Linked DNA regions of Homo sapiens: all the other regions are linked to region 3. The links are chromatin loops, found by intact Hi-C in ENCODE. Cell type or tissue: GM12878. All regions are shown on one strand. Region 1 overlaps CFAP20DC-DT (CFAP20DC divergent transcript). Region 2 overlaps CFAP20DC-DT (CFAP20DC divergent transcript). Region 3 overlaps CFAP20DC-DT (CFAP20DC divergent transcript). Region 4 overlaps CFAP20DC-DT (CFAP20DC divergent transcript).

What was found. Hi-C counts contacts between places; a loop is a spot of excess contacts. Peaks named below come from ENCODE experiments on the same cell type or tissue, not always from the same donor. Only the 100,000 strongest peaks of a DNase experiment are listed, where the experiment ranks them.
Region 1: it touches region 3 in a loop (6-fold over the local background); 4 of 110 quality-filtered maps call a loop at or near these places.
Region 2: a loop joins it to region 3, with 3 times the contacts of the local background. A loop is called at or near these places in 2 of 110 quality-filtered maps.
Region 4: it touches region 3 in a loop (4-fold over the local background); 3 of 110 quality-filtered maps call a loop at or near these places.

The regions. Positions count from the first base shown.
Region 1 is chr3:59,563,536-59,571,535 of GRCh38, reverse strand. All of the region lies in intron 6 of CFAP20DC-DT (CFAP20DC divergent transcript), which reads right to left. Among named protein-coding and RNA genes, the nearest start is that of CFAP20DC-DT, 480 kb to the right of the region's middle. In GM12878, no CTCF peak of the experiment used is centred here; a DNase peak (open chromatin) is centred at 4,835; H3K27ac peaks cover 1,499 bases.
Region 2 is chr3:59,308,563-59,316,562 of GRCh38, reverse strand. The region is part of intron 4 of CFAP20DC-DT (CFAP20DC divergent transcript); the gene reads right to left. Among named protein-coding and RNA genes, the nearest start is that of CFAP20DC-DT, 230 kb to the right of the region's middle. In GM12878, a CTCF peak has its summit at 3,023; DNase peaks (open chromatin) are centred at 2,818 and 3,011.
Region 3 is chr3:59,448,280-59,456,279 of GRCh38, reverse strand. All of the region lies in intron 5 of CFAP20DC-DT (CFAP20DC divergent transcript), which reads right to left. Among named protein-coding and RNA genes, the nearest start is that of CFAP20DC-DT, 370 kb to the right of the region's middle. In GM12878, no CTCF peak of the experiment used is centred here; a DNase peak (open chromatin) is centred at 4,679; H3K4me3 peaks cover 819 bases; H3K27ac peaks cover 3,753 bases.
Region 4 is chr3:59,382,144-59,390,143 of GRCh38, reverse strand. The region is part of intron 5 of CFAP20DC-DT (CFAP20DC divergent transcript); the gene reads right to left. Among named protein-coding and RNA genes, the nearest start is that of CFAP20DC-DT, 300 kb to the right of the region's middle. RefSeq lists a silencer at 3,682-3,741 and an enhancer at 3,912-3,971. In GM12878, no CTCF peak of the experiment used is centred here; DNase peaks (open chromatin) are centred at 1,047, 1,424 and 3,763; H3K4me3 peaks cover 572 bases; H3K27ac peaks cover 3,768 bases.

The sequences.
Region 1 (8,000 bases), 120 kb before region 3:
GTGCTGGGATTACAGGCGTGAGCCACCATGCCCAGCCAATTTTTGTATTTTTAGTAGAGATGGGGTTTCACCATATTGGCCAGGCTGGTCTCGAACTTCTGACCTCATGATCCACCCTCCTTGGCCTCCCAAAGTGCTGGGATTACAGGTGTGAACCATCACACCCAGCCTCCAGGAATACACTGTTTAAATTTCTCTTTCACAAGTGATGCCCTGGTTAAATCCCTTCATCACATTTTGCATCTCTTCTTCAGATGAGTTTCCCAAGAGAAGAGCTCAGTCTCCCTCCCTGGTTACTCAACTAATGTCTAAAATGTCACTGGTCCTCACTATTTATTAAATGACTGAATTGCCAGATTATCAAAATCCATACATACTACCAGAGAAGTCTCTCTGGCTGTTACGAAAAGATTGGTTTCTCCTAAATCAACAGTCACTGAGAACCAACCATTCATTGAATAACTCATTCACTTCACAACTGTATATCTAGCAAGGATCTTAGTAAGTGCCAGACCCCTTGCAAGATTTTCCAGACACAGCAGCAAATAAAACAGACAAGATTCTGGCTCCCAGGGAGTTGATAGTAGGTAAGACCAGGGATCATCACACATTTCTATAAAGAGCCAGAGCATAAATATTTAAGGCTTTGCAGGCCACTTGCAGTCTCTGAAGCATATTTTCTTTGTATTTTTTGTATGCTTGTTTTTAACAACACTAAAAAATATAAAAAACCATTCTCATATCAAGGGTCTTTCAAAAATAGACCACAGGCCAAATTTGGCCCATTAGCCCTAGTTCGTCAACACTTGTTTAAGACAGACATTAAACAAATGCCCTGAGGATGACATCAGTACAGGTGAGATAAGCACGTAGGAGAGTGAGAGAGGAAAAAAAGGCTGCGTACATACGGCCAAGATTTTGGAGGGGTCAGGGAAGGCCACCAGGAAGGAGAAGCATTCAAAATATGATGTGATGGAGGAGCAGGGCTAACTCAGCAAAGAATGAGGAGCGTGAGGGAGGAGGGCGAGGGGGCTGAATGAAGGGAGAGGGGCTACAGGTAAAGGCTTTGAGCAGCACAGCTGAGCGGGATCCAGATAAAAAAGCCTTGTCAACTGTATCAGGAGCTTGGATTTTACCTTAGGTACAACGGAAGCCTTGTAAGGGTGGGTTTTAAGGAGAAGAGTGCCTGGATCTCCATGAAATTGAAGGAACTCTTCTGGCTGCTGGGCAGGTTCTACTCTGAGAAAGTAAGAGGCTAGTCCACTGTAGCCTTGTGCTATGGGTTCGATTGTGTCCCCTCCTCCCCCGCCAAAATGTGTTGAAGCCCTAACCCCCTACTCCTTGGAATGTGACCTTATTTGGAAATAGGGTCCATTACAGATATAATTTGTTAAGATGAGGTCATACTGGAGTAGGGTCCAACAAATGCCTGGTGTCCTTATAAAAAGGCAGGCATGTGAAGACAGGCACACAGGGACAACCCCAGATGGCATAAAGGCAGAGTGTGGCGTGCTGCAGCTGCAAGCCAAGTAAGGCCAAGTAAGGCCAGAGACCTCCAGAAGCCAGGAAGAGGCAAGGAAGGACACCCTTGCAGGTTTCAGAGGGAGCCTGGCCCTACTGACCATTTGATTTTCAGATTTCTAGCCTCCAGAATGGTGAGATAATATAATCCTGTTGCTTTAAGTCACCCAATTTGTGGTGCTTCCTTCCAGCAGCCCTAGGAAATAAATACACCTAATGGGTGACAATGACTAGGAAAGAAGGAAAGAAATGCACTGCTTTGAAAAACATTTTAAAGATAGAATTAAAGAGCTTTGAGATGGGTTGGATGTAGGGAAGTGGGGAAAAGGAAATGTATAGGCTGGCAATCCACACCCAGCTACTGCCCTTGGTTACCTGTGGAAGGGCAGCAGTGATTAGAGGGAAGGAAGAAACAGCGAGCATTTCCTTATAAAATACACCACTCCATCCTTTGTCTTCTTAAAGGAGGGAGTCGGACTTTCATAATAAAAATGATAGAGTAGAACAGTAAATAAGAAAAGGAAGGAAAAACTGCATGACTGCTAGGGCTGGCTTGAAAATCCCTGTGGATAGAGGAAGCCTGACTGCGCTTGTGAAACTAAAGCAGCAGCGAAGGTTGGGGTAAGGATAGACCCAGATTTCAGCTTGGGGCATAAGGCTGAGATGCGGGAAGGTTATTACATGATGGGAAGCTTGCCTTGCTTTGAGGGGTCTTCTGATTTTTAACCAAAAGAAAGCAGAAAGGGATATGGCAAACAGACATAGAGATATCTGCAGGAGGCAGAAACGTGTGGCTTTAGAGAACAGCTTCCTAAATCAGCCCATCATGGACACACGTTCTGCATTGGTCTTCCCACGTCTGTCTGGTGCAGGACGGGGTAGCCCTTCAAAGCAGCATGTTAGCTTTAGGCACCTCCTTCAGAGGAAGCACTCCATGGAAGAAATAAAAAAGGCTGAATGTTATTTTAATTGAATTTGTTTTCAATTTATTCTCAGCTGTCTAGGGAAAAACCTTTAACACTCACATCATTTGATTCCTTTTTACTTTGTGTCCATTATCCTCATAATGAGCTTTTAACGCATTAATGCAGCCCTGTTTGCCAAAGAGTAATTCAGTTGCTCAAATCAATAAGTAGCAAAAGCATAAAAATGTACCAAATTGAGACAATGAACCAGAGTATAAATGGAAACCTTCATCTTCCACTTCCTTAAAAGTGGGGGCTGCATTCTGGTGACCTTCTGATGCTACAGTATCAAGGTGAATATGCAGAAATTCCTCTACTTCATAAATTCCAATTCTCAAATGTCCATCGAACCATCAGAGCTAAATGTTGGAGCCAACAGGAAGCTCCCCTGCCTGTCAGTGGCATTTAGCCTCAGCCTTCCCATCTGCAGTTTTTTCCCAGCAGTGTGCTGTAGTTGAAGCAATATCTTGTTATAAAAGTATTTGCAATGAAAAGGGGAAAATCGTAATGCAAACTTCTATGGAATTTTTTTAAGGTTCAAAGGAGGTAAAGAAGAGTGGGAGCTTTTGCCATCTTCCTCTATGGTTCATGCCTCTAAACATCCATATAGATGACATCTATTGCTCATCGTGTAGTGCCACCTTAGGCGTAAAGAAAGTAAAACAGCTCTTCATATTGTAATATAGGAACTCCTTTTGAGGGCTTAGCATGCTGCTTAATCCCAGCAAGAAGGAAGATTTGCTCTGGTACCCTTCCCACAATGGTAGCAGAGAGAGGATGATGCCTTGGGATTCAACTAATCCAGAGCTTCTCCCATGCCTACCTCTGCCAGGATCTTAGCCTACACCAACTGAGAAGCTCATAATCATCGAGTAGAGAGCTTATATATACCTTTCTCCTATGAGTTCTGTCCCTCTAAAGAACCCTAATATAGAAGTAAGAAACAGCTAGAAAAAGAGGAGTCTAGAGTCCAGATAACATTTCAGTCATCAAACCTCCCCAGCTTCCCTGATCCTTGCCTTTCTGAGACTTGGCTGCTCAGCATGTCCAGACTGGTGCGCTTCCCCCAACATTCTTTCAGGAAGTACTGGGGAGCTCATAATGATCGAATGGAGATCCCAAACTGTGTTCAAGTCAACACTGCTTCTCTGAAATTTGATCAGACATTCCAAGAAAAATGCATTTGCTTCAGGAACTTTGGGAATCCCTGCATACTCAATTTGTCTCTATGATACTCCAAAGTGCATCAGCAACAAGTTCTGCAGCAAAGAATTCTACTTATTTTGGTTTAATTTGACATTTTCCATACTTGTTTGACTGAAAAAGCTTTAAAAAATTTAAAATATTTTAATAAAAAACACCAATTCACATGGTAGAATACAAGGAAAGTATTTAACCTAAGAATCATTTTAAGAAAACTTAGTGTTATCACTGGTCATTAGAGAAATGCAAATCAAAACCACAACGGGATACCATCTCATGCCAGTTAGAATGGTGATTATTTAAAAGTCAGGAAACAACAGATGCTGACGAGGCTGTGGACAAATAGGAATGCTTTTACACTGTTGGTGGGACTGTAAATTAGTTCAACCATTGTGGAAGACAGTGTGACAATTCCTAAAGGATCTAGAACCAGAAATACCATTTGAAGCAGCCATCCCATTACTGGGTATATACTCAAAGGATTAGAAATCATTCTACTGTAAAGACACATGTACACATGTTTATTGCAGCACTATTTACAATAGCAAATACTTGGAACCAACCCAAATGCCCATCAGAGATAGACTGGATACAGAAAATGTGGCACATATACACTATGGAATACTGTGCAGCCATAACAAAGAATGAGATCATGTCCTTTGCAGGGACATGGATGAAGCTGGAAGCCATCATCCTAAGCCAACTAACACAGGAAAAGAAAACCAAACACCACATGTTCTCACTCATAAGTGGGAGTTGAACAATGAGAACGCATGGACACAGGGAGGGGAACATCACACACTGGGGCCTGTCAGGGGGTGGGGGCGCAAGGGGAGGGAGAGCATTAGGACAAACACCTAATGCATGCAGGGCTTAAAGCCTAGATGACGGGTTGACAGGTGCAGCAAACCACCATGGCACTTGTATACTTACGTAACAAAACTGCACGTTCTGCACATGTATCTCAGAACTTAAAGTAAAAGAAAGAAAGAAAGAAAACTTAATGTATCACAACCCAAACTGGGTTTTCATGTTTTGACAAATGTTTTCATGTCACATCATCCTCCTAACCAAACTATGCCACTGTTGTCTCTTTCAGTCTCCCCCGCAAAGCATCAGGTCCTTTAGGGCAAATGTGAGGCCTTATGCATTTGTAAGTAGGTATTCATTACCTACTCAGTTACTCATTAGGTAAGTGAGTGTGAAAGAAGAAAAGCTATTTAGGACTCATTTCTTTGCCAATGACAAAAACCTAGATCAGACAGCCTGAGAACGTTAAGTACTTACTGAAAGAATGCCGGAAGAAGTGCACAGGTCTGGACATGCTGAGCAGCCAAGTCTCAGAAAGGAAAGGATCAGGGAAGCCGGGGAGATTTGATGATTTAAGTATTATCTGGACTCTGGACTCCTCTTTTTCTAGCTGTTTCTTACTTCTATTCTCTATTAGGGTTCTTTACAGGGACAGAACTAATAGGATAGATGTTTACAAAAAGGGGAGTTTATTAAGGAGTATCGACTCACATGATCACAAGGTGAGGTCCCACAATAGGCCATCTGCAAGCTGAGGAGTAAGAAAGCCAGTCTGAGTCCCAAAACCTCAAAAGTAGGGAAGCTGACAGTGCAGCCTTCAGTCTGTGGCCAAAGGCCTGAGAGCCCCTGGCAAACCACTTGTGTAAGCGGAAAAGTACCAAAGCTGAAGAATTTGGAGTCCGATGTTCGAGGGCAGGGAGCATCCAGCACAGGAGAAAAATGTAGGTTGGGAGACTAAGCCAGTCTAGTCTTTCCATGTTCTTCTGCCTGCTTTTATTCTGGCTTCTCTGGCAGCTGATTAGATGGTGCCCACCCAGATTGAGCATGGGTCTGCCTTTCCCAGTCCACTGACTCAAATGTTAATCTCCTTTGGCAATAACCTCACAGACACACCCATGAACAATACTTTGCATCCTTCAATGCAACCAAGTTAACATTCAGTATCACCATCACATGTTCCTTTCTGCAAGCTGGCTTTGTTCTCCCAAATAGCCAATCCTCATAGCTATACAACTAAAGAAAAAAAGTGACACCCTCTTAAAAATTTCCTGAGAAGAATTCTAATTGGCTTGACTCATGGCCTGGGCCTACTATGATTGGCCCGCTTGAATCTTGTGCCCATTCCTGAGAGTGGGTACTGTGTTTAGAAGCCCTTATGAGAATCATGTAGTTGGAGTACGGAAAAAACGACCCCCTAAAGAAGCAGGAGAGATGTGTTTCACACAAAAGGAAGGTGTTCAGGTTGACATATTATGCATGTCTATACAGACATGAAGAAAGGACTACTGGTTCTGGGGAGAGAATCATAACCATTCTTCCCCTTCCTTCATGCTCTCTAAAATCAGCCAAACCACATACATGTTGTTATGGACAAAGCAGCCCACTTAGTTCAGGTGCTGCCCTTGCATTCTGCGTATAACCTGTGTCTGCTTCTCCCAGGAGGAAAGCACACGGGGCTAATTGCATTAGCAGGTGCAGTACTATGTTGGTGATTCTGTGCCTAATCTGCTCATTATGCAGCTGATGTCATTTTATAAGTGGAGAGAAATAGTGTTATCACAGGAGAAATGAGCTCTCTTGCTTCTTGAGAAATTCTCTTAAGCCTAGACAAAGGGGTTTTAAGTTTATCAGCCTCCCCTTTGTGACACCTCATTCTAAATGATGTATTAATCATTTGTTGATTATACAGATCAATTAAAGAGGTTTTACAGGTTAGGTTAATTAAATCTTTGGTAGAACTTCCTATTTATTTAGACCTTCTGCTTTGCAATTATAAAACACCACCCAACCAGCATGTTGACTTTTAATAAGTTGCAAACAAGGGTCGTAAAAGAACATATTCCCCTCATTGTACTCCTTATAAAGTGTTCTTTTTTCTATTACATCTCTCTGCATAGTTATATCCACCTGCTAATCCATCCCATCCAGCCAGCCATCTATCAGTCAGCCTGTATGTCTATCTTGGTATGGTTTGCGCTACCAAAACTCATGTTGAAATTTGATCCCTAATGTGGCAGTGTTGGCAGGTGGGGGCCTAATGGGAGGTGTCTGGGTCATGGAGGTGGAGCCCTTATGAATAAATTAATGCCCTCCCAGGAGCTAAATGAGTTCTTAGTAATGGATTAGTTCCCAGGAGAGTGGGTTGTTACAAAGAGTCTGGCTTCCCTGGTTTTTCTCTCTCGCTGTGTGATCTCTTTGCACAGTTTCTGCCATGAGTTGAAGCAGCCTGAGGCCCTCACCAGATGTAGCTGCCAAATCTTGAACTTCCAGCCTCCAGAATTGTGAGCCAAATAAACCTTTTCCCTTCATAAATTATGTAGCCTCAGGTATTCTGCTATAGCATTAAAAAACAAACTAAGACATCTACCTGCCTATCTACCTACCAACAAAGATTTTTAAATCTGGTAGCCTTGTCCAAGTAGATGCTTATCATCAGTATCATGCAGAGGCATGTGATTGTTCAGAGTTAGAAAATGGCAACCCCACCTCCTACCTGAGGAATTTGGGTAGATCCAGGCTCAGTGTTCCCTAACTGCCTTAGTCTCTGGACCAATCACAAGTGGCGATGCTCTGGTGGCAGAAACAGACCACAATTCAAATGCACATCAGTGTACTGTATACCAAGAATCACTCCTTCAGAGCCATTGGAATGAAAACCATTACCAACACCAGTTTGTCTGCCCAGAAGACCAACCACAACTATGTAGACTCACTCATCAACCATAAGGCCTGTGGGACATTTTTGTACCCCCCAACTCCTGCCTTCTTCAACTCCACTGACTCTTAGATTTTAACATCCCTCCAAACTCCATCTCCAGAATCAGGTCATGTTTGCAGCAGAGAACAGCAAGGAAAAGGTTGGACTCCCTAATGAACAATCTCTTGAGGAAGTATCTTTAAAAATAAAACACTGTTCTCATGCACACCCACACCTCACAGAGCCTGCCTGGGACCACAGAATCCAGCACGCTCTCATTCACCACTTGCCCCTCCTCACCTCGCACTCCTAGCCAAACTCTCCTGGCACTCACGGTCACTTTTTTTGTCTGTTTTTAAATATTTACGTCTCAATGAAAAATTTGTGATTTTATGCACACTCAGAACAGACAGACCCATGCCCCATGTTTAATGATATACGTAGCTCATTTCATGTATTTTTGAGGGTTCTAGTTCTTTCCAATGCTGCATTTTTTCCTCACATGAAATATAACATTTTGTATCCAAAACAGCCTTTGGTTTTAGGATAAGGTCTTTTGCTCCCATGTCTGGGCATTGTTTTCT
Region 2 (8,000 bases), 140 kb after region 3:
TGAATTAGTGAATAAATGAATTAATGGATATCACTTATTTATTAGGTAAAAGCCTAACATACAAATAAAAGGCAAAATTGAGTAATGTGTTATACTCTCTAGGAAGAGGGTGTTGGTTCTTAAACTGTGGCAAAAAAAAATGATAATAATTTGGTCTAATGTTTTCCTCTACTTACACTGGACATAGAGTTATATTTTGGAGATAACAATGCACACATTCAAGCTTTAAAAAATATGTGGTCTGGGCACGGTGGCTCACGCCTATAATCCCAACACTTTTGGAAGCTGAGGTGGGTGGATCACTTGAGGTCAAGAGTTCAAGAGCAGCCTGGCCAATGTGGTGAAACACTGTCTCTACTTAAAATACAAAAATTAGCTAGGTGTGGTGGCTACTTGGGAGGCTGAGGCAGGAGAATCGCTTGAATCCCGGAGGTGGAGGTGAGCCGAGATTGCACCACTGCACTCCAGCGTGGCCCACAAGAGTGAAACTCCTTTTTGGGGGAAAAAAAATGTAGAAAATTAAAGAAAATGCCTTCACTATGCCTTCACTATAAAATGTCATTGACAGAACCGAAACTTAAAGTACGTTGGAAACTTGGTAAAATCAAAACAAAACCTTCTAACACTTGCTTCTCAAAACCATGTCCTCTAAATATTAAGATGGAATTATGTCATGATTTTTAATAGCTAAATTTTCTCCCGTGACTATTCTTTTCTTCTATCTTTCTGTATTTTCTCTCCATTCTGCCCCCATTGTGTGATAAATAAAAAGAATTCAAATAAGAGTTTACATCAAAACCATGAAGCACATGTATAAGGAAAACTTCCATTGTGCAATACATCAAAGTTGCTCTTATACTCTCTTTATACTTATTCATGCCCATCCATTCACAAATCTTCTTTATACTTAGTCAATAGCTCAGCAAATATTTACTAGGTACCCATCATGTGACAGGCACTGTGCTAGGCACCAGGGTTGGAACAGCAAACTCTTTCCCCACTAGGTTTTTGAGGTCATAGTGTAAGTAAGCAGATAGATATTAAATGATCACACAGTTAATTAGTCCATTGAGATTGTAATTAGGACCATGAAGTCACATACTGGTTCTTTAAACAACAGGGCCACATGATGAAGAAATATGGACTTGGTCCTTGAGTTATGGGCAATTACTGAAGGGTTTTCATTCAGAAGTGACATGATCAGATCTATTTTAGCAAAAGGTCACTCTGGTCACACTGAGGAGAGAGGATTTAAGTAAGGCAATGGCAGATGCTGAGGAATCAATGAGGAGTCTACTGCAGTGTTACCTCCCAATAAATACCATACTCCAGGTGACATATGACTGCGGCATGGTCTAGAGAAACAGCACTGGGGATGGTAAGAGTGACAGTAAGGATTATAATAATCAAGGCTGCCATTTGCTGTGCCACTCTCTGTGCTTAAGCAATTTCAATTATTGACTCATTTAATCCTCAGAATTCTAAAAGTAAGGTTCTAGTATTATCCCAATTTTATAATCAAGGAAACTGAGGCACAATGAGGTTCAGTGACCTGTCTGTGGTCACACATCTAGCAGCGATAAGAACCCAGACTCAGTCTTCAGGGCTTAAGCTCTTAACCCCTCCACAATCTTGCTAAATTGAATTAGATCTTCTGCTATGTGTTCAGGCAGCCACCTGGTTTTCCATGGTGCGGGCAATTTATTCATTCCCTGACCAGTCCTTTCACTGCAATTCAAGAGGTTAAATGCTTTCTCATGGATGAATTCAAGAGACCACCCTTCAGTGGGAATTCTGTCTGCCTTATTCTTATTTCCTATGCTCTTCCTAGTCTCAACTACAAAGGCATCTTGAAATTGCATGCGTTGACCTGTACTGAAAATTAGCTATGGAATGTCTTTGTATGAAATTCTTTTCTGTACAAACCGTGGGTCAAAGAACAGAGCTCAGTTGTGAATTCTGATGCCTCCATTTGAAAAGTTCTGTTAATGTTGAGAATAAATATGACTCATCAATCTTGGGCAGTGGAGGTGGGCTGAAGAAAATTGTTAATTTACAGGGTCACTTCACTATGGGAGCCTGAACAGAAATGTCATTTTAAAAGTTGTGACCCTATTACTGAATTTACTGTTTTAGATGGTGTGCTGTTAGACTGGACTCAATGGACCAGGGGCTTGGCTGACCCTATCCAGGTCAGACATTTGACCTGGTGGGCCAAGAGACTCACATGACCTATCTGCCATGTTCCTGATGGGATTAAGAGGCAGAGTGCAAGAGAAGTCTTCTGGCCAGGGAGCAGGAGAGGGAAGGGAGAAAACACTGGAGTGTCAGGCAGAGTGAGGGATAGCCAGTAACCTGTTACTAAGGCTTAGTTACTGAAAGGAGGTTCAGAGCCAGGAAGGTGGTTCTGACCTTCGAGAGAGACCAAATCTTCTGAAGAAGAGTGTTCACAACAGGAGGTCCATGATAGAACTGAGACACAAGAATGAAATAAAGCCCTGCTCGGGTAGCTGCCATAGACACTGTAGCTTGGTTACATTGGACATGGTGGTTCATTCACATAGTCAGTGGTTTTATATGTCAGAAACTATGGAAAGTTTTTGGGATTCAGAAATGAACCATGGCACCATTTCTGCCTGCAAGGAATTCACCAGGCTAAATGGTGGCAAGCGCTCCTTTCAGAGAATTAAAGCACACAGTCAAGGCAGGAATAATGGTAAAACAGACTTGATTCAAATCATATCCCACCCATCCTAGTGTCAGGGTAACTCTCAGATTACTCTGCAGCTAAGCAACCCTAAGTAAGATTAGAAGGAAGTAGGTTCCAGGTTCCAAACATTTCCCATTTGGTGTGGACAATATCTGCTACTCTGAAATGAAGTCAAGCCAGGACTCCGAAGCCACTCTCTCTCTCTGGAAGGAACTCCATGTTCCAGGAGGAGCCATGATTCTTGCCAGCTCCCTGTGACCCTGGCCTCCCAGGCAGCGCTGTCTCCACCTCTGGCTCCTGCTGCCCCCATCTGCCTCTCTGTGGTATCACAAGGCACCCACTAAATTCACCAGCAGAGCTAAGAACCTTCAATGTTCCAGCAGTGGGGCAGTGAGGCAGGTGAGCCATTGGGGAAATTTCTTGGGGTCCAGAGAGTAGACTTTTTAAGATATTAAATCTGGAGGGAATCATCTCCTCCAATATCCTGAAGCCCAAGGTCAAGAGAGAACATGAAGCAGAATAAGTTCTGTCCACGAATAAAACCACTTAGCAGAGGCTCTGACAATTCTAATAATGAACCTCTGGTTAGAGGCCATCTTACACACCCTGCTCTCATTCTTACCCATCCTCCCCACCAACTCCATTTTCCACCTACAAGCTGGAGTGATCTTAAAAGATAAATCAGATCATGCAAGACCCTATCTCTACCAAAAAAAAAAAAAAATTAGTCAGGTGTGGTAGTGCACACCTGTGGTCCCAGCTACTCCAGAGGCTGAGGAGGTTGGGGGATGGCTTGAGTCCAGGAGTTCAAGGCTGCGGTGTGCTATGATCTCACTACTGCACTCCAGCCTGGGTGACAGAGCGAGACCATGTCTCAAAAAGAAAAAAACAAACAACAGAAAGAAAACCCTCCAAATACCCAACACAACAATAACAGCAACAACAACAACAAAAATACTTAGAATAAAATCCAGACCCTGACCAGAGCCTACCTGGGCTGGCCTCAGCCGACCTTGCTGACTGCATCTCCTGCCCCTCCTCACAGCTCTGCAGCCATCCCATCTTTCTCTCTCGTCCTCCAGCATACCCACACCAAGCTGCTCCCACCTCAGCGCTCAGTATACTCAGCCCCTAAGGGGTTGGTTTTTCTTACCATTCGGCTCAATGTCACCTCCTCAGAAAGGGTCCCTCTTTGGTCTCACCGCCCAGCCACCACTATATTCCCCGTCACCTGGCTTCACATTTCTTTTTTCTTTCTTTTTTTTTTTTGAGACGGAGTCTTCCTCTGTCGCCCAGGCTAGAGTGCAGTGGCCCAATCTCGGCTTGCTGCAAGCTCTGCCTCGTGGGTTCATGCCATTCTCCTGCCTCAGCCTCCCGAGTAGCTGGGACTACAGGCGCCTGCCACCACGCCCGGCTAATTTTTTGTATTTTTAGTAGAGACAGGGTTTCACCATGTTAGCCAGGATGGTCTCAGTCTCCTGACCTCGTGATCCGCCTGCCTCTGGCTTCACATTTCTACAGATCCCTGCACTAGCTGAGATGATCTTATGTAATGATTTATTGTCTGCCTCTACTACAAGGGAACCCTGTGAAGGCAGGAAGGAGGACTCATGCAGCAGAGTATCCCAGCACCTGGACAATGCCTGGCATAGTAGGTGCTTCAGAATTTGTGGGATAAATGAAAGTACAGTCAGCCCTCGGTATCCATGCCTTCAGTTGCCGTGGATTCAACCAATCATCCATTGAAAAGATCTGGGAAAAAACTTGTATCTGTACTGAAAATGTAGACATTTTTTGCATGTCATTATTCCCTAAACAATACAGTATAAGAACTGTTCACATAGCATTAACATTGTATTAGGTATTATAAGTAATATAGAGATTATTTAAAGTATATGGGACACTCAGCCCCATGTGCTTAGGTTATATGCAAATACTACACCATTTTATATCCGGGACTTGAGTATGCATGGATTTTGGGATCCGAGGGAGGTCCTGGAACCAGTCTCCTGCTGATTCTGAGGGTTGGCTGTGTCATGAAATTACCACCGATTCCATTGAAATGAATGTTTTATGATAAGGTTTCAGTTTACAAGTTCTAGAAATGGACTATATAAAGAACAAAATAAAGAGGGAAGAAGAAAGTTGTCCGTGTAGTTGTTTTAATAAGAACTAAAATATATACTTATTAAGCCCCATCTATACAGGATATTTAACTCCATACTATGCAGAAAGAAAATTGTTTCTGCCAAAATTACAGAAATGTAGGCTTGATTTATAATAATGTAGAAACAGTTCCAATGAGTTGTTAAATCTTGTTTATTTCTGGGACTTCACTGAGTTTTCTTTTGCATGAAGTTATTATTTAAAGTTCTAGTTAGCGAATTAATGTCAATAATTTAAATGAATATCTTTGTGTGCAATTATCTTGGATTGGAAGGCAATAAAACAGCTGGAATTACTTTTAACAAATTACACATTCCTTCCCCGTCATGTACTCTACTGTTAGCATTAGGGAATGTTACTGCTGTAATTTCGTATTTAAAGTAGAAGCATTTGGTTTAGAGGAAATTATAGAGCTAAAAAAATCCATATGCTCCTCACATTCACCCTAAAGTAATAAAAACATCAAGAGGTCAGGATTCTCTAATAAGTGATATTCGATCACACTCTATGTATTTGGATTTTGTTTTAAAGAAATTAGTTTGGGGAGAAAACATCCCAGAGAGAGAAGCTGAACTTTAAAGAGATAAATAAATTAATGCATAATGCATTTTTAAACTCATGAATAGCAAATAAGTTTCTTAACCTGTAGGAGTATTGGGCATTTTTCCCTAGGAGAAGTGGGGTTTACCTAGTATCTTGGAAATGTAAAGGCAGTTACAGGAAATGATTCATGATTAAAGAAGAAAAAGGGACTTTCTGACCTCTAAAGCTATTCACACCTAAGATTTTAACTAGTGGATGACTTAGTCAAATTGGAAGATAATATTAAAATGTTACCGACAACAGTTAAGGAACTGATGTATCATTAATTAAGCTGCAAACTGTGCTCTGGAATAGCAAAAATTAATAACGACAAAGTCTAAGAGCCAAAAAAAGGCTTGAAAACCTGATTTATCTTCTATGAAAAAGTAGAGCAGATAGGACATTATTTATTTGTAGGATAATGGCGTTCATCATTTAGAATTCAGAACCAAAATATGTTAAAGCAAACAATGAATAGAAAACAAAAGAGCTAAATAGATCAAAGCTGGGGCTAGTGTTTGGAGACCATAACCAACAGCCTTTGATGGACACAGATTTCTCCTGTTAATATGCTTTGAAACCACTAAATTATCAGGGGCATATCCTACTCTGCCCACCCTCAGAGTGAAAGCCAAATAGAGAAGGGTAAAGTAACAGAATAATGAAAGCCACACGGTTAACAGGGTAATGTAACAGGGCAATGAATGCCGCTCAGATAGATTCAGGCTGAAGCCAAAATTAGCCTATTCCAGAATTAACCTCTTCACCTCATTTAGCATATATTGTATTGGTCAAGGACAAAAAGGATACATGTATCTTTCAATAAAAAGTTTTGCAGGAGCACATAGACGTCATCTAAATGTAAATAAATCTGATTCTAAATCTATCTGAATTAATAATAAGATCTAAAATTGCTTAACTTACACGCAACCCTATGAGGTAGATGCTAATATTACCCCTACTTTTCAGGTGAGGAAAACAAGACATAAAGACTTCAGGCACTTTCCCCAAGGACAGGCAGCTGGTACTGGAAAAGCCATATTTGAACTCAGATCTTCTGCTTCCATACTTCATATTCTTAATCATGATATGATTATTTACTCCCGTTGTGATTCTTGTTTAACTGTCATTGTTTCTAGATAAATAAAGTTATTTTTCTTGTAAAAATGCCGTGAAACTCTGATATGTGGCCACAGGCATGCGGGCTGGAGTGTCCTTGTGTACACCCATCTACTTCCCACCAAAGCGCTCACCAGGCCTTCCCCAACACAGCACTGACCTCAAATAACTTATCAGTAATTAAAGTCGAATGTCTTCGAAATCACACTGGTAATTTTCAAAGTATAAATTTTTGTCATAAACCTGTTTGTTTCCATTCACGTGCACTGAGTTTTCACCTGAGACACACTCAGGTGTATCGAATCTGATATGGCTTTTATGCACAGTTAGAAACTTTTTATGGCAATCTTGAGGATTCAGTTATCATTTCTAAATATATATATATATAAATATTATATATATATATTTATATATATAGCCAAAGTTTCTATCTATAGTTTTAAAAATGACCTGCAAGTCACAGAGTGTGGCCTGTGTGGTGGAACCACAAAGAATATTACTCAAATCTCAAAGTGTCCAAAGAATTTGGACACCCTTTTGGGTGCGTTATAGTGGTATTTAAGCCATATTTAGTGAAAACATCTGAAATGCCCTTCGGTTGCATTTGACCAATACAACTCAGTATCTTTTGACATAAGCAGGTCTCTGAAACAAATATAAACATTGATAAAATGGAATTGCCTAATATGTAGCATTCAGTATACATTTCAAAGTATTAATTCAGTTATTCTTGTTGGCGGAAGGGGAGAAAAAAAAAAAAGAAGAAAAATCCTCTTTTAAGCCCATGCACAAAAGATGAGAGCCTCTGCTAGGGATCTTTCCTAAAATGCCTTTGATTGTATAGCTCTAGCAGCATAGGTCCTTCCTCAGCTTCTTAGGCATTTAGGTAATTTTGGGAGAACAGAGAGCATATTAGCCATAGCTACTGACTTTGATAAATCACCTGGGCTCTCTGGAAAGCAAAAGGATATTGTAAGGAGAAATGCAATACTGTCTGTGATAATGCTCCGAGGTCTCCAGAGAAAGGAACATATTTAAAAATGGCAAAAGCCTAAGAGTGAGGATAACAGAATGGCCAGGGGCTAGTTTCAGCTCCACCAAGTGGCAGAATGGGGTAGATGGTGGTCTATCTGCCATCATCCTTCTGAAAACTCTCTTCCCGCAGACGGATGCACACTATTGATCAATTGATCTGTAGATGGTCATTCCGGCCACTCCACTTTAAAGGGATCCATTGTACCAGGCTTGTTTGTTTTACCATTTGCTTCAACACTAAAACCATACTGTGAACACAACATTTTCCATCTGGTCATGCCACAGATGAGATTTTTCTATGTAGTAGTTTATACCTACAACAGCATGTAACCAACCCCATCTTCTTGTCATGCTCATGAGCTCCTCTATGCCTTAATGACAGTGGAGA
Region 3 (8,000 bases):
TTAAAAGGTTGGTTAGATTTCCAGGAACGCTTGCTAAATCCTTGAGGTAGCTGAAAGACAGCACTTTTGATTTGCATTGTTATAGGTTAAAAGGACTTCGTTTTGGATATGATATTAAAGAATCAAAAGGGAACATGACTTTAAAGGCAAAACAAATACTAAAGTAAATATCAATGTACCCAGAATAAGAAGGAAAGCCTTCTGGAGGTCTCTAGTTAATTACTCAAGTCACACATTTGGCATTTTAGTTATGAGTATGAAGGAACAGCTCATGGGCGGGGGTCAAGCAATGGTAGGTGGTACAATGGGCATCTACCCATTCAGCTTCTGGGAACTATTTTCCACTTTGAACCGTTGGTAAAGTTAGTTGAGTGGGTACATTTAAAGACCCCCTTTAAAAGGAAGAACTGTCTCATGGACTCCCAATGTCAGCTAATTTTACAGAGACCTAGATAATATAAAAATATAATGATATTATCTGCTGTTATATCATCACAAAGAACACAAATTAGAAATTAGCAAACCTACCAAACCAATGTAATTAACATTAATTAATGAAACATGATGTTTTGTTAAATGAAATAGCCACTCGCACTGTGAATGCCTACTACTTGTCTGTTCTAGTGAGTTTGGCATGTTCAAACCAACTCTCTGTTTACAAAATCCTATGGAGTCATTTGCCTTCGTTTGGCTTAAAAACATAGTCTACTTGTGTTTCTTTTTATATTGATACTGGTTGCCCGCTACCGGCTCTGGGGCAAGAGATGTCTCACAAACACCGAGACTCCAGAGAAGACATAGATGAAAGAGACTCCAAGACCTCATCTTCTGAATGACCTTCTGAGTGAGGAAGCCTAGCCCTTGTAAGGGCAGAGTCATAGCTATGGGCCCACCGGCTTCACAGACAGTCATGAAACTTTTTATATGGAGGTCACCAAAGGGAGAATAGCAGTTTTCACAGTTCTGCCTTTTGAGACAAAAAGAACAGCCTTCCTGCCTGTTCAGAGGGAAACTGCTGCATAAAAGGGTTCAAGCCTGGTCAGAACACCTGCTAGGTTCTTGTATGCTCAGCTAGGAGGCCAACCAGACCTGTACCGCCCAAAACATTGGCTAGTGAGCGCTTCAGAATGGGGCTGGCCTGAATTGAGAAAGGCTTTAAGTGTAAAATATACACTGAGTTTCAAAGACTTAGTATGATAAAAAGAATGTAAAAGTCTTAGGAATAATTTTCCTATGGATTATATACTGAAATAACATTTTTAGATATATTGGTGTAGTAAAATACTGTATGTTATAAAAACTTTACCTGTTTATTTGTACAGTTTTTAATGTGGCTGCTAAAAAGACTTAAAGTTCTTTTTATACATATATATATATCGCTTGTATTCTGTTTCTACTGGACAGTGCCCTGGGCATTACTTGATTCCTCTCTTTCTGATCCATCAGTGAATCCCAAGGTTCTCCAGAGAAACAGAACCAACAGGATGTATGTGCATACAGAGGGGCAGGGGGAGATGGGACAGGGAGAGGAGAAAGAGAACGAGAGAGAGATAATTTAATTAATTGGTTCATGCAATTCTAAAGGTGCAAGGCAGGTTAGGCCAGCAGGCTGGAGCCCCAGGATAGAGTTGTAGCTCAAATCCAAAGGCAGTTTGCTGGCAGAATTTCTTTTTGCTCAGAGGAGGTCGGTCAGTTTTTGCTCTAATAAGGAAACCAACTGATTGGATGACACCCACCCACGTTATGGAGGATAATCTACTTTGCTTAAAGCCTACCCATTTAAAAATAAATCTCATCCAAAAAACCACTTTCACAGAATCATCTCAGATAATGGATGGCCAAATATCTTGGCACTGTGGCCCACCCAAGTTAACATGAAATTAACCATCATAGTTCTACTGTTAAATCCTGAGCTCTGCCATTTCCTTCCCTTCTCACTGTGGCCACCTTAGTCTAAGCCAGGATTTCTTACACCTGGACAAGTGTAAGAGTCTTCCAAATGACTCCCGAAGTCTGTTTTTACAGAGCTAGCAGTATGGTCATCTCAAAGACTTCACATCATGCCTCTCTTGCTCAAACTCCGTTAAGGGTTTCCCATTGCTGTTGGTATGAATGCCAAACTTTTTGCCTTGGGATCCCACATGTTCCGGCCTCTGTCTATCTCTCTTCTGCCCTGAGTTCACAAGCCCTTCCTCTTCAAGATTTAACTGTATTGCCACTCTCTTGGCTTCTCAAAACAAAACAACAAAACAAGCTGGTTCTATTTCAAGGCCTTTGCATGAGTAGTTCCCTCTGTCTAGAAATCTTTTCTCCCTCATATTCACATGATGGCTTCTTCTTGTTGTAAAGATCATTTAAATGTCACCGCCTCAGAAAGGCTATCCTTGACCACCCAATTAAAGCAGGCAAACTCAGTCATACCCTTGGGATATATTTTCTTTGTTGCACATATCAGTCTTTAAAATTATTTTATGTATTCACTTTTTTGCCATATTTTTCCCACCCAAGAATGTGAATCTTATCAGACCAAGGCCTTGATAGAATAGTTTGTTGATAGTGCTATAGTCCTAGCACCTAATATATAGTAGGACATCTGTATATATGTGTTCAATGAAGAATGTTATCTTAGGTAGAATTAGTGTTACTTCATCCTGTACACTGGAGGAGGGCTGGAAATTTACCTCTGTGGTTGGAAAGTACAATGCACATCTCTTCTTATCTAGTCAAAGGTAAATTGCCTTATAAAGGTCATTCAAACCTTTTCCTGTTGGAAGCATGTGATATTTGTTTATTTTCAGAGCCAAGATAAGACTAGGTGGCAGGGGCTATCTTTAAATAAATGAATCATAATTAAGGCTGGAGTCTTTTTAAAAAGAGACCAGATCCTGCCTTCTTTTATTAACCAAACATAAGGCTCTCCCCTGGGATGTGATGGTGGTCATGGGACAATTACACACTTTATCAGCAATTCTTCAAGAGCATGCTCCTGAACTTCCCCAAAAATTGCACATAAGGTACTCCCTCCTATTTTTAGATTACCCAGTTAATCTGAACATGGGTAAAAAGGTGATTAATAATTTAAGATTTCAAATATGTTATATTTTATATTGGTATACTGGGAGTCAGTGAAAATGTGGACAATATAGATCGTCTTACAGACTCCATTTTACTTACAAGTTTTATGTGTTTGAAGGGTAACTAAACAATTTTAATATAAATATTAAAGGAAACATGGATAAATGAAAAGTTTGCCCGAATTTTTTTTTAGCTAAACCTTGACCCTTCCAAACCATTTTTGCATTTGACAAACTGCCTATTGCTAGTCCCCATACTGTCAAGTCCTTGCCAGTATGTGTTTATCCTCTTCAGCTACAGGGGATTAGATGGGAATATTTTAGAATCATTAATGCAGTGATTCAGCCGAACCATGGCTGTTATCTCACCAGCAAGCCATATAGCCTTCCAATGTGGGAATGAGGTTGAAAAGTCTGACAAAAGCAGTGTGGTTCATTTCTGAAATGGCAAATTAATTCTATTTCCAGGGCAGACATGAGAAATAAATATCTCTATTTGCCACTCTAGAAAGATTTCATATTTAGGTCACTAAAATACATAAGTTCTAGATCTACCTCCACCCCACCCCTGTTTAAAAACTCCCACAAACACAAATCACAAAAATATATAAAACAAATAATAAGGTCATCAAAAAGCAAACTGATGTGGTTGTCAGGGGCTCCCTGGCAACCAGGGGAAATAAGGACTTACGTAATGGATACAGAGCTTTAGTTTTACATGATGAAGAGTTCAGGTGGTTGGGTACACAACAATGCAAACATACTTAACACCCCTGAACTGTACACTTAGAAATGGTAAATTTTATGTTATATATATTTTACCATGATTTTTTCAAAATCATATTGAGATATCAAAACTCAAAGTCTTGCAGTTTTGGTCTTTAAAGAAGCTGCACATAGAAGCTTCTGGGCCCCAGGAAAACACGTTACATGATATCATGTGTCAGTTGGCCAGGATGCCTTAGACCAATGAGAACCTTCACCAAAGGGGCAGGCATTTTGGCTTTTAACCATCTATTGCCTGCCTGGCTTGGAAGCATCTGGTCTAGGCATGATCAGATCCTGCCTCTTTCCACTGATTTCCACCCTTTGGAATCTAAGGCCTATCCTCCTCCCACACACTCTTTCACGGATTAACTCTGAGTAGTGATGGCTACACAGTGGAGCTCATTACCTGGTAGGGCTGTGCGAGAAGCTGGCATGCACCCGTTCAGGGGTCCTCACCAATTCTGGGAAGTGGGTACTGTTCTTCCTCCCATTTTATGACTAAGAACACTGAGCCTTTGTAATGACACATTGATCTACATATGCCTACATTTTCCTCTTTCCAGGGAGAGTCACAAATAAAGGAATGAGAAAGCAACGGAATCTCTTCTCCCTGCCCGTTCACCTCCAGTCTTCTGGGTTTGTGGAGCATGCCCAGAAATCCCAGCAATTATTTCATCCACTTCACTATAAGCAACATTTTCCTGCATGAAATGCACTCCATCTGGGCTCAAACAGAGATTTATAAAAGCAACCTTTTTTGTCTTCACACAAAAGAAAGGCTAAGAGTGAAACTGTGGTGAGGTTTTGGTGCTCAACAGAAGGCTTTGGGAGGAGTCGAGTGCAGTTAGATATAAATAACATCGTTTAAGCCAGGATGTGGCTTGGTGACAGCTAACTCTGACTCTGGTCGCTTTGCCAGAACAGCTTTCAGCTGTTTCACGTGATTTCACAAACCCTTGAACTGCAGAGTTATTTCACACCTGCAGAGGTAATGAATGCCTTTTGAGAACATTTGCAAAGTTGGTTGGCAAAAGTCAAAGAAACCAGTGGAACACAAGCTCTCCAGAGGCCTTTTTCCTGTTCCACACGTGCTGTGCCTCAGTGAGTAGAGGGAGGCCGTCAAATGGAGTGACTACAAGTTCACAAATAAATTGTCTTCTTTACCAGTGAGTCAGTGTACCTCAATCTCATCAGAATAGAAAAACAAAAATGAAAGAACCTCAGATTTCATGGTAGTGGCAAGATACAGGGCTGAATGTCCTGCCTGCAGATGTGGGGCCCCTGTTCATAGACTGCCATGTCATCTAGCACATAAGCAAACAATGTACAAATGCCTGTGTATACTTGTTACAATTCATGCCAGGAATTTACCTCCTGGGTATGTGAAGTGTCTGTGTTTCAGGGAGTGGAGATTTCTGATCTCTCCCTCTCCTGCTACTTCCCATTCATCTTTTAACTCAGAAGCTGTAACTCTCCAGATACAGAGATGCCAGTATCCCACTTTGCATATTCCGAGAAAAAGAGCAGCCCAGACATAATTCAGAAATTCATAATCAGCATGGCCACAAATAAAATTTTAAAAGTCATTTCTTGTGAACATTTCATGGTGGTGGATTCCTCCGCATATAAAAGGACTATGTCCCATAGGAATTTATTAGTAGTCTAAGAAGGATTCTATGAATAAATTATACAAACTGTGGAAAATGTGTCAAAAAGGATAGAACTATTTGCTCAAAAATTCTGGTAAATAGACTTAAACCATGCGCATTACGTGGGGATTACCCATTCAGAGAGAATTTATTTATTCAGAAAATGTTTATTGCTAGGCACACCCAGTATAGACAGGTGAACACCACAGTTTTGGTTCCTGCCTCATGGAGTTTACCGTCTAGTTGGAGAGGTGGTTGGTGAACAGACGAACAAATATAAAAACAAACATGGACAGTGCTGAGATACAGCAGAGTGATGACAAGAGATTCAGAGCCCTTTCTTGTACTGAAACATGCAAATTTTCTCATTGATTGCTTGTTAATGTTTTATAGGACTCTTTAGGGTACAGCAGGGGGCCTCAAGTATCTTGAGAATAATAGTCATTGTTCTAAGTGGCAGTGAATAGAGAATTCCAGGGAATATGTGATTAGATACTTACAATGTCAAATCAACCTAACCAAATACCTTCCATAGAAGTGTCTGGAGAGGCAGGTGAGATAGCATAAAAAGTGAGCTTGGGTGGCAAGTAGACCTGGATCTGGATTCCACCTGCACTATTCATCCGTTGGGTGACCTTGGGCAAAGAACTTGAACTCTCTAGGCCTCAGGGTCTTAGGGTGTTAAAGGGGAAAACTGTACCTACATCAGATGGTTCTTGTCAGAAAGAGCTAATAAGTCATATACTATCTGTTCAATTCTGCTCACACAAAGTAGATGTTTAAAGAGGCAGCTGTGATTTTTATTGAGGAAATTCAGTCTCTCCCTCTTACAAAGGGGCAGCACAAAGTATAGCCATGGGCTTCCATGAAGACAGGCTCTTTCTGGAAAGCCAGAATAGGGACTCTTCTTGTCCTCTCCACCCTCCTCCCCTTGAAATGAAGGTATATCTAGTCACCCAAGATGAAAGACCCAAAGCAATCCCACCAACTAATACTTTTCTGCCCTCTGGTAATTTTAAAAATAGTAGTTACTTCTACAATGTCCCCTGGGTTATAAATTACCTGCCTTTGATCAAGATAAAAAGATGAGTCACATTAATGTGCCTGCTGGAAATTGTCTTAAGGCAGGAATGATAGCCTATTTTTAATAAAGCTTACAACAACCACCATCCCTAAATTGGGTCTGTGGTGTTATGCACACACAATGGACTCAATGCAGTAAACATCTGTTGAGAACCTACATAATCCTCTGTGTTTCTAGACAAGAAAATGTTTCAAGAACAGAATCTTAGTAGAGCGTACATATGAGTTTCTGGGGTGGACTTGTCCTCAGGCTGTGGCAGTCCCTGTTTGCTCGGAACCCCTTCCAGCTCCTTCCACAGCTCCTCCTCTGGTGTGTTTACTGTGTATTTTCCTTCCAGCTTGTTTACAATCACAGCCCTGGCACCTGGAAGATTTTCCGTGTGAGTTGAACCTAGATGGTCCCAAGCAAATACGAATCTTGCCTGTATTTAGAGATCCAATGTCTAGACTTCCATAAGCTGATAGCCACTCCCCTCACAACCACCACTGATACATACTGAGCACTTATTTTGTGATGGGCACCATTACAAACCTTTGTAGGCAGTATTTTGACTCCTCACAAACCTCTGAGAAAAGTATATGGAGAGAACAAACCCATTTTACAGCTAAGGAAATTAAGGCTCAGAAGTGCTGTGTTTGCTGAAAGTGAATGATCAGAGCTGTGAGTACAGCCTGACTTGCCTTTTAACCATTCTCCTCTACTGCCCCTCACGGAGGCCATCTCCCAGGGAAGGATGTTCTTAACAACTAGGGCACTTTCATCACAAACTGTAAACCAGTGGCTGCTATACAATTATGTGTGTGTGCAAGTAAATTATTGATGGGGACTCTCGAGCTCATACCTCTCTTGAAAAGGGTGTAGTCTCAAAGGGTTTCTATAGTTTTCTTCAGGTAGTAAGCTCCCTGGGCCTAGGAATCAGGTTATTTCGTGTATCACTATCTATTCAGCACCTAGCATGCACCCAGTACTTTGTAGGTTTAATCATTATGTGTTAAATGAATAAATGAATGCGTGGGGCTTTGGTATAATCCAAGAGAAAAGTCACGATTATAAAACAAGCTAGAACAGGATGACCTCCACAGAGTAAGGGCCATGGGGTGTCAGAGATGGATTAAAGAGGCCAAAGGTCACTGGGCACAGTGGCTCATGCCTGTAATCCCAGCACTTTGGGAGGCCAAGGGGGGCGGATCACAAGGTCAGGAGATCGAGACCATCCTGGCCACCGTGGTGAAACCTCGTCTCTACTAAAAATACAAGAAAATTAGCCAGGTGTGGTGGCACGCACCTGTAGTCCCAGCTACTTGGGAGGCTGAGGCAGGGGAATCACTCAAACCCAGGAGGCTGTAGTTGCAGTGACCCAAGATTGTGCCATTGCACTCCTGGCAACAGAGCAAGACTCCATCTCAAAAAGAAAGAGGCCAAAGG
Region 4 (8,000 bases), 66 kb after region 3:
CACTTATACATGAATGTATATAGTGGTTCTGTTCATAATTGCCAAAAACTGGAAACAACTCAACTGTCCTCAGCAGGTGAATGTAAGAACAAGCTGTGGTACAACCATACCACAAAATGCTACTTAGCAATAAAAAGGAATGCATTATTGATACTCACAGCACCTTGGATGAATCTCAAAAGCATTTTGCTGAATGAAAGAAGCTAATCTCAAAAGATTACCTACTGTGTAAACCCATTTATGTGACACTCTCAAAAAGACAAAACTATGGTGATAGAGAGACAATCAGAGGCTGAAATGAGGTAGCGGTGGGGGAAAGTGTGACTAGGATGGGATAGCAAGAGGGAGCCATTTGGAGGAATGGAACTGTTCAGTACCTTGATCATTGGTGCTGGTTAGAAGGAGCTATACATGTGTTATCATAGATCTGTGTACCAACTATGCTCAATTTTACTGTATGTTAATCTAAAATAATTTTTAAACAAAACCTTTCTCACTAGCAGTCCCTTAATATCTTAGAAATGCTTAGAGTTTCTTGGCCAGGTGCGGTGGCTCATGCCTGTAATCTCAGCACTTTGGGAGGCTGAGGTAGGAGGATCATGAGGTCAAGAGATTGAGACCATCCTGGCCAACATGGTGAAACCCTGTTTCTACTAAGCATACAAAAAATTAGCTGGGTGTGGTGGCCTGTGCCTGAAGTCCCAGCTACTCAGGAGGCTGAGGCAGGAGAATCACCTGAACTTGGGAGGTGGAGGTTGCAGTGAGCCAAGATCACGCCACTGCACTGCAGCCTGGCGACAGAGCGAGACTCTGTCAAAAAGAAGAAAAAAAAAAAGAAATGCTTAGAGTTTCTCAGGAGATAAATATAAACAGCCTTATTATTATCCCAATTTCCAGTATATTCTGACTTTCTTTTCTAAACTTTATGAATATATGATTTGTTTACATTTGTCTTACCAAGGAGAACCACACATTTAGAGAGAAGCAGCCCTCTCTCTCCCACGCTCACAAGATAAATGTCAGTCCACTTACACTTGCTCATCAGTGATACCATCCTCATGACATGAAAACATGATGATGAGAAGTCTTCAAACCACAGAGAAGTGCTCTGAGTACAGCAAAATGTCCCAGTACATTATCATTTCTCTACTGGCTAAGACAAATTCTGCTCCAGATGCAATAGGATAGCAGTTGGAGCCGAGACTTGTGCAAAAGGCTGATCATATACAATAATTCTTCTAGAGTAAGAGATGCTTGTACCAGAATCAGGCAAGATAAAGGTGTTTAGGACTCTTTTGAAGAAACCATGTTTGAAAACTTTAAATGACATGTGCAGCTGCGGTGGTTTCAATATGTGCTCTCAGTTAGTTGATACTCCTTCTTTCAAGAGGTGGAATCTAATTCTCCTTCCCTTGAATGTGGGCTGGACTTAGTGACTCACTTCTGACAAACAGAATAAAGAGGAAGTGACAGGTATGTGCCTTTGGAGGCTAATTTATAAAAATCACTGTTGTTTTCTGTCTGATCTCTCTCTCTCTGTTTCATCACTCACTCCAGGGAAAGCCAAATGTCATATCCTGAGGACACTGAGGCAGCCATATGGTGAGGCTCATGTAGAGAGAAACTGAGGCCTTCCACCAGACTGCCAGAGAGTGAGACTTTAGATCACCGCAGCCCTGCTGACCTCCTAACCACCACCTCCTAAGCCAGAACCTCCTGAGAAATCCTGAGCCAGAACCACTTAGCTACTAAGCCTCTCTTGAATTCTTGACTCCCAGAAACTATGTGATAATAGATGTTAGTTGTTTTAAGCTGCTAAGGTTGGGTCAACTTGTTACGCAGCAATAGATAAATAATACAACAACCATATTAGTGTCAAACTGTTCTTTGATTTAGAAAGAAGAGAAAAGGAAGGGGAGGCAAGAAATGAGATCAGGATTCAGTTCAACATTTTTACCAAGGCAAGTAATTCAAGTTATCTTAACTTCTTTCCCTGGAGGCCAGGGAATTATATAAAGATCCAGAGAATTTCCTAGAAATGATTTTTGAAATTAATCATCTTCCTGCATAGACATTCTCAGACTCATGTTCCAGGTGGCAGCTGGGGAAGCTACACTGAATATCGCCACCTACCTCCCACCAGGGATTTCCAAACTGCTTATTTATCAAGCAGCCTTTTAAATAGGATATGTTATATAAACAGAGCCTAGCAAAGGACTGTGCACAAGATAGGCACTCGATAAACGTATTTTGGCGGAGCAATGGCTGCTGTGTTTATTCTTTTAATTAGCAAACACTTGAGTTCATATTCAAGTCAAAAAGACTAAATAACAAAACCTGAAACCAAGGTTAAAATCATGCTCCGTTTCTCTGTACTCATACGTAAGGAACTTTCTTTTCTTTTAGCATATGCCATGAGACAGTTGCATGAGAAGTTACTCTAAGAGAAAAGTATTTGATGTTCGTGTCTTCTAACACTGAGAATGGAAAATCTACCCAGCAACTCACGAATCAAAGAACACTTAATAGAAAAATAGGCTTGAGCAGCACTGTTTGTTGCGTTCTTTTATAGGAAAATTGAAAACATAGGATCACAAGGGTCAGATGGTTACTATTGGAATCTGGCTCCTATGAAACATAATATGTACCATTTCCCCCACCAAAATTGTGTTACTTTGTCCAAGTCACCCAATGGGGCACAGGATAAGGTGTTTTTCTGATGCACATAACCACCTAGGTTTCAAAAGGACATCTATTTAAAAGTGAGGTCCTGAAGAACACCAACAGTGACAGAAAAATGATATTTTTCTGTAACCTCAGCATCACAGAGAATAGTTCCATAAGAAATAGTTGACAAAAACAGAAAACTTTATTATTGAACATATATAGCACTATTCGGCAAAAATCCAATGCTGATGGCAACTTCCAAAACTAGGCCTTCTACCTTCTAGAGACTCTCATTCTGTACTAGAGTTTTAAGAAACTCAGAACACTTTACAGATCAAGGTGCCTTTATGACTTTGTTTTGTGGATGGATCTGTGTGTCAATAAGAAATTTTTAAAAATATCAAACAAATAGCAACTATCAAGGAAGTAGGAGAGAAGAGGGGTACAACAAAGAAAAATCAAACTTGAGGTACAATTTCACATGATCTTGCACATGGGGTTTAATAAGGTTTCAAAGTCAGCTAATTATAAAACTCTATAGATTAAATAATTGGCCCATGAAAGCTTTTATTAAAATGTCACCTGGATATCCCACTCCAAAAACATCCAATGCCATCTTGGTGTGAGTAGCCAGCTGCTGGCTTCTGAACAAAGGCTTTGAGTTTAGACTCAATATGGTGCTGTTGCTTTGAAATCTTGGAAGGAAGGAAACTACTCAGTGTCTCTTGCTTGATCCAAAGCATCCCTCATAAAAGTCTGCAGTGTCTCAACTGAAAATCAAAATGAGAACATCCTATATACATTAATGGTGGCCACAAATTTCAAAGAAGAAGGAGAAATGTATATAGAGCTGAGAAAAATAAGTGTGTAGCAACCCATTTTATTTCTAAGAGACGTCTAGAATTTCACAGCTCTGAAGAGAAAGGCAGAAAAACAAATAATTATTTGAAACAAAACGAAAACTTTGCTTAATCAATCTGTTAAAAGCTGTTGTGAAAGCATTTTTCTTCTCAAAGCGGAACTAGCTTACTCATTACCTCTTTCTTCCAATGAGTAATCCCTCCCTCTCTTCTCATTACCAGAAATACCTACTACCTCTTTCCATATGGAAAGTGAAACCCGACATTTTCTTTTCTAATAACAGCATCTGCGAAAATCACACTCTGTCCTGGATTTGCAGAGCACTTTCCTGCTTCATCCTCATAGAATCAGGCACTGAGTAAATGGGTAACAAATATCTGTGAGAGTGAACACACTGGACCTAAAGGTATAAGCAATGGCAATAAGAGTAATTCGGGTGCCATTGGGGGCTAAGAGCATGCGATAATCTCCTCTCTATAAAATTCCCAGAGGTCACTCAGACAGACAAATTTAAATTTCTCCTGAGTTGGAAGGTTCATTTCCCCTGGAGCTACATAGGCCACACTTGGACACCTTTAATTCTTAGAAAAGCACTCATCTATATTAAATGGAAATTTGCTCCCTGGAATTTCTACCCATCAGGCTCTGTTTTGACCCCTGGGGCTCCAGGACAAATCCCATGCTTGTCCATATCGCAGCTCTCTGGTGACTGGATATCACAGCTCTCTGGTGACTGGATGGCTGCTGTCTCATCTCCCATGAGTGGCATTTTCCCAGTGGTCAATCCTAGTGAAACAGGAAAAGTTCCCTTGTCCCCCTTGCAGGGCGTGCGATGGGGGTGTGGCTCGCTTCTTCAGTGCCCTGCCACTCAAACCTCTAGGGAAGCACACAGACGGGCAGGCTGTGGGGCCCCAACCTAACGGCAGTGTCCAGCGGTGAATGTTTACAGCTGAAGCCCCAGTGGGTGTGTATTACAGGGTGCTGTTTTAGTTTAGCCATCCATAGGTGGCTTGTGTTAGTCAGCTCAATTAGACCCCTGTCTTATCACAAGGACAGAGGGCTTTCTGTATCCTGGGATTCTTGCCTTGGTGTACCAGAAGAATCGGATCATACATGGGCTTGGAGAATGAATGCAAGGTTTTATTGCATGGAAGTAGCTCTCAGCAGATGGAGGAGCCAGAAGGGAGATGGTTTTCCCGTGGAGTACGGCCGCTTGGCCGCCCGACTCTTTTCCAACCACCTCAGCCACACTCCGCATTGTTCTGCCAGTCGATGGCCTGCCAGTGTGCTGGTGTTGTGCTACACTGGTGCATTCCTCTCGACATCCAGCCACCCATGTGTTCCTCTGCTGATGTGCTCCTCTTGACGTCCAGCCACCTTTGTGTCTGCCTGCTAGGGTTTCTAGGTTTTTATAGGCACAGGATGACAGTGTGGCAGGCCAGGGTGGTCCTGGGAAATGCAATATTTGGCCACAAATGCAGGAGTCCCTCTTCTCACCTAGGTCCGTGGGCACCGGCCGGGGGTGGAACCCTCACCAGGGACCATGTCCTTTTCTTCCCAGCACCTCTCTGCCCCCCTTCCATATCACTAAGTCGTTAGCGGTTCTTCTGTGGGCATGTTTCTGGCAGTGTGTTTTGAAGTCTAGTGCGAAAGGCCTCTACATTGTAAGTACCTGAGGAGAACCTTCATTGTGCAAATTTCAGAGTCCCCTCTTCAAACGCTGTATCAGATTCTCTGGGGTTGAGTCCTAGAATCTGACTAGATTTAGCAAATGCCCAGAAGACTCTTAAGCACACCACAGAATTCTCACCAGCCTCATCACTCACCTCTCAATGGGCCCCTTTGAACAATCACCTAGGACGTCTTCCAGTAGCCAGGTGTAACCTACAAGAAACGCGCTGTAGATAGTTCAAATGACTGCATGAAAGAAATACAATTAAACTTTGGAAATGGTCTGTGAAATCAGAGCTGTAATTAACTCAAAATGGTATTCACCCAGTGTTGAGGGCAATGTGCCACCGGATGCCTCTATGCGTGGCATGAGCTAGGTGGCTTTACGGGTGATGCCTGTTTAATCTTCCTGACCAGCAAGATCAGTATTTTGCCCATGTTCTATAGATGAGAAGACTGAGACTCCTTAGGGATGAGTGATTGATTTGTTTAATATCACAGAGCTGGGAAATCGAACCCAGATCCCTCTCAACCCAAAGCCTATATTTTCTCTCCTACTGACCCTCCACTCCCCACCTAGAGGTACTGAAAGAAACATACTTGATTTCTGCAATTCTATTTTTCGATATGGTCCCTAACAGACTCCTGCTGCAATGTATGGAAGGAGGACCTGCAAGAATGATGATCTTATTTTAAACTTTTGTCTCTGACTCATTCACTGGATTCCTGAGTGACGTGTTTAATATGCAGATAACACTTTCATGGTGGGATTGGCAATTATCTGCCATTCCCTAGCTCAGGACTCTGGACTCAAGTGAATGGGATGTGATAAAATGACACTTAAAATGGAGCTTGAGGAGTTCAGTGTGAGCTTCAAAGACATAATCCACAATGGTGCACAGGACCGAAAAATTTCCCCCTAAATTCAGTCTGTCTACAATACTATTTTTAATCTTTTTACATGGCAGCAGGAAAGAAACACCTAATGGAAATAACTTTGGGTAGCAGTAGGTAAGAGAGAAAACCACTGTGTTAAAGGAAAGAGCACCAGCACAGGAAACAAGATTTTTTAATTGGTTCAGTTCTTGATACCCCAGGCCGATATTTTGAGCAAGTAGGGACAGCAAAAGCACTACCTACGAAAGCTATTCCATCCAACCTCCCACCCCAAGATGGAAAATGCCAAATAAGCAAAGACACCTACACAAAAAGTTCATGTCTTTATTTAGAAACTCTCATTCTGCTGTTAGGAGAAAGTTCCTAGTAAAGACAGCCAGTGGCTCAGTAGAGATGAAACTGTCAAGCAGAAAGAGAAATCACACAATTAAGAAAGACTCAGAATTCAATTCCTCAGGCTCTCATTCCCATAGTGGGCATGAAGCCCCTTTCTGACCCAATATAGCTTCCCCCTCAAATCTAAAAAGCAGAGCATTCTCAGTTCAGCCTGGGAGCCATGAATGCTGCATAAAGATGATGGCGGACTCAAGAACCTCCAGCATTTCCTGACAATGTTTATAAGGTGAACTTTGTTCCATCCACAATTACTTGTTCCCTTCTCCTGGGTTCAGCAAGGTAACCAGAATAATGTCAGGAGGTGTGACTGCCTCAAAGAAAGCAGAAGAGGAATAATGCCTGGTGTTCCATTTATTTGAAGTCACAGCCATATTACATTATCATGGATGGACCTTGCTAGGTCTCCATTCTGGCAGCACCAAATTGGAACTAAGAAGGTGTTTCAGTGAAGAATCTGTGCAGCTATTTCTGGGAACAAAAGCAGGCCAACTGCAGCAGGGGCCGTGTTAAGACAAATGGCCCACTCTTGAGTGGCGTACCATAATGTCTCTACGATTAGATGGATGAGAGGTTATAGTATGCCATAGATAGCCACAGGACATCCACTGATAATCACACATTTTGTTCTACTGACAGATAACAGCAGCCCACAAATGAGATGAGCCTCCTCTGTATACACACATCACATGAAATCAATACTTAATTACAGCAGGGCCTGCATGTGTTGTCAGTAGGTTCTGGTTAGAAGGCTACACAAAACTTCTTCTCTAGAGCAGTGAGTTAAGATGTAAAGAGGGTTGGAGCATGATGGCAACTGACCACTCCTGAGTTTTAGATTCAGTGAATTGCCATTTGGACACTAGGCTTTGGTTGCAGAGCAGCACTTAGATACAAATAATTATGCCATTAAGGGGAAGAGCAGGCACCACCTGGGATGGCAGTTGTTGCTAGAATTCTACTTCAGGTCACATTCGTTTGTGGATATTCCAAGCCCCGTAATACAGACCTGGGGAGAAGTGGGCAGCATCCAAGGAGTGTCCCTGGGGAAAAGCAGTGTGGCAAAAGGAAAAGAACAGAGGGCATCGAATCAAGTGACATGGGCATGGATATCAGCTCTCTTGCCCCTGGCAAGCCTCAAAATATCTTGCAATTCAAGCTTCTAATCCATAAGAAAGGGGTGATATTCACTCTATCTCTAAGCCAAAGGGCACTGAGATGCCACAATGAGATCAGATAGGCAGAAAGTGCTTTGTAGACAATAAACCTCCAGACCACTGTAAGAGACTATTTTTATTTCAGGAAGTGATAGAACCTGGGTGGACAATATCATGAATAACAGAAGAATAGCTTCATTTATTAAGTTCCCAGTGCAACGTTAGGCAAGGTCATACTGATACACACGCAAAAAAAGAAGAGAGATGAACGAAGTTGGAGGAAAGATTCCAGTTAGAGCCAAGGATATAGGCAGGGGAATCTAGAAAATTATTTCATAATTCATCTATGCCATG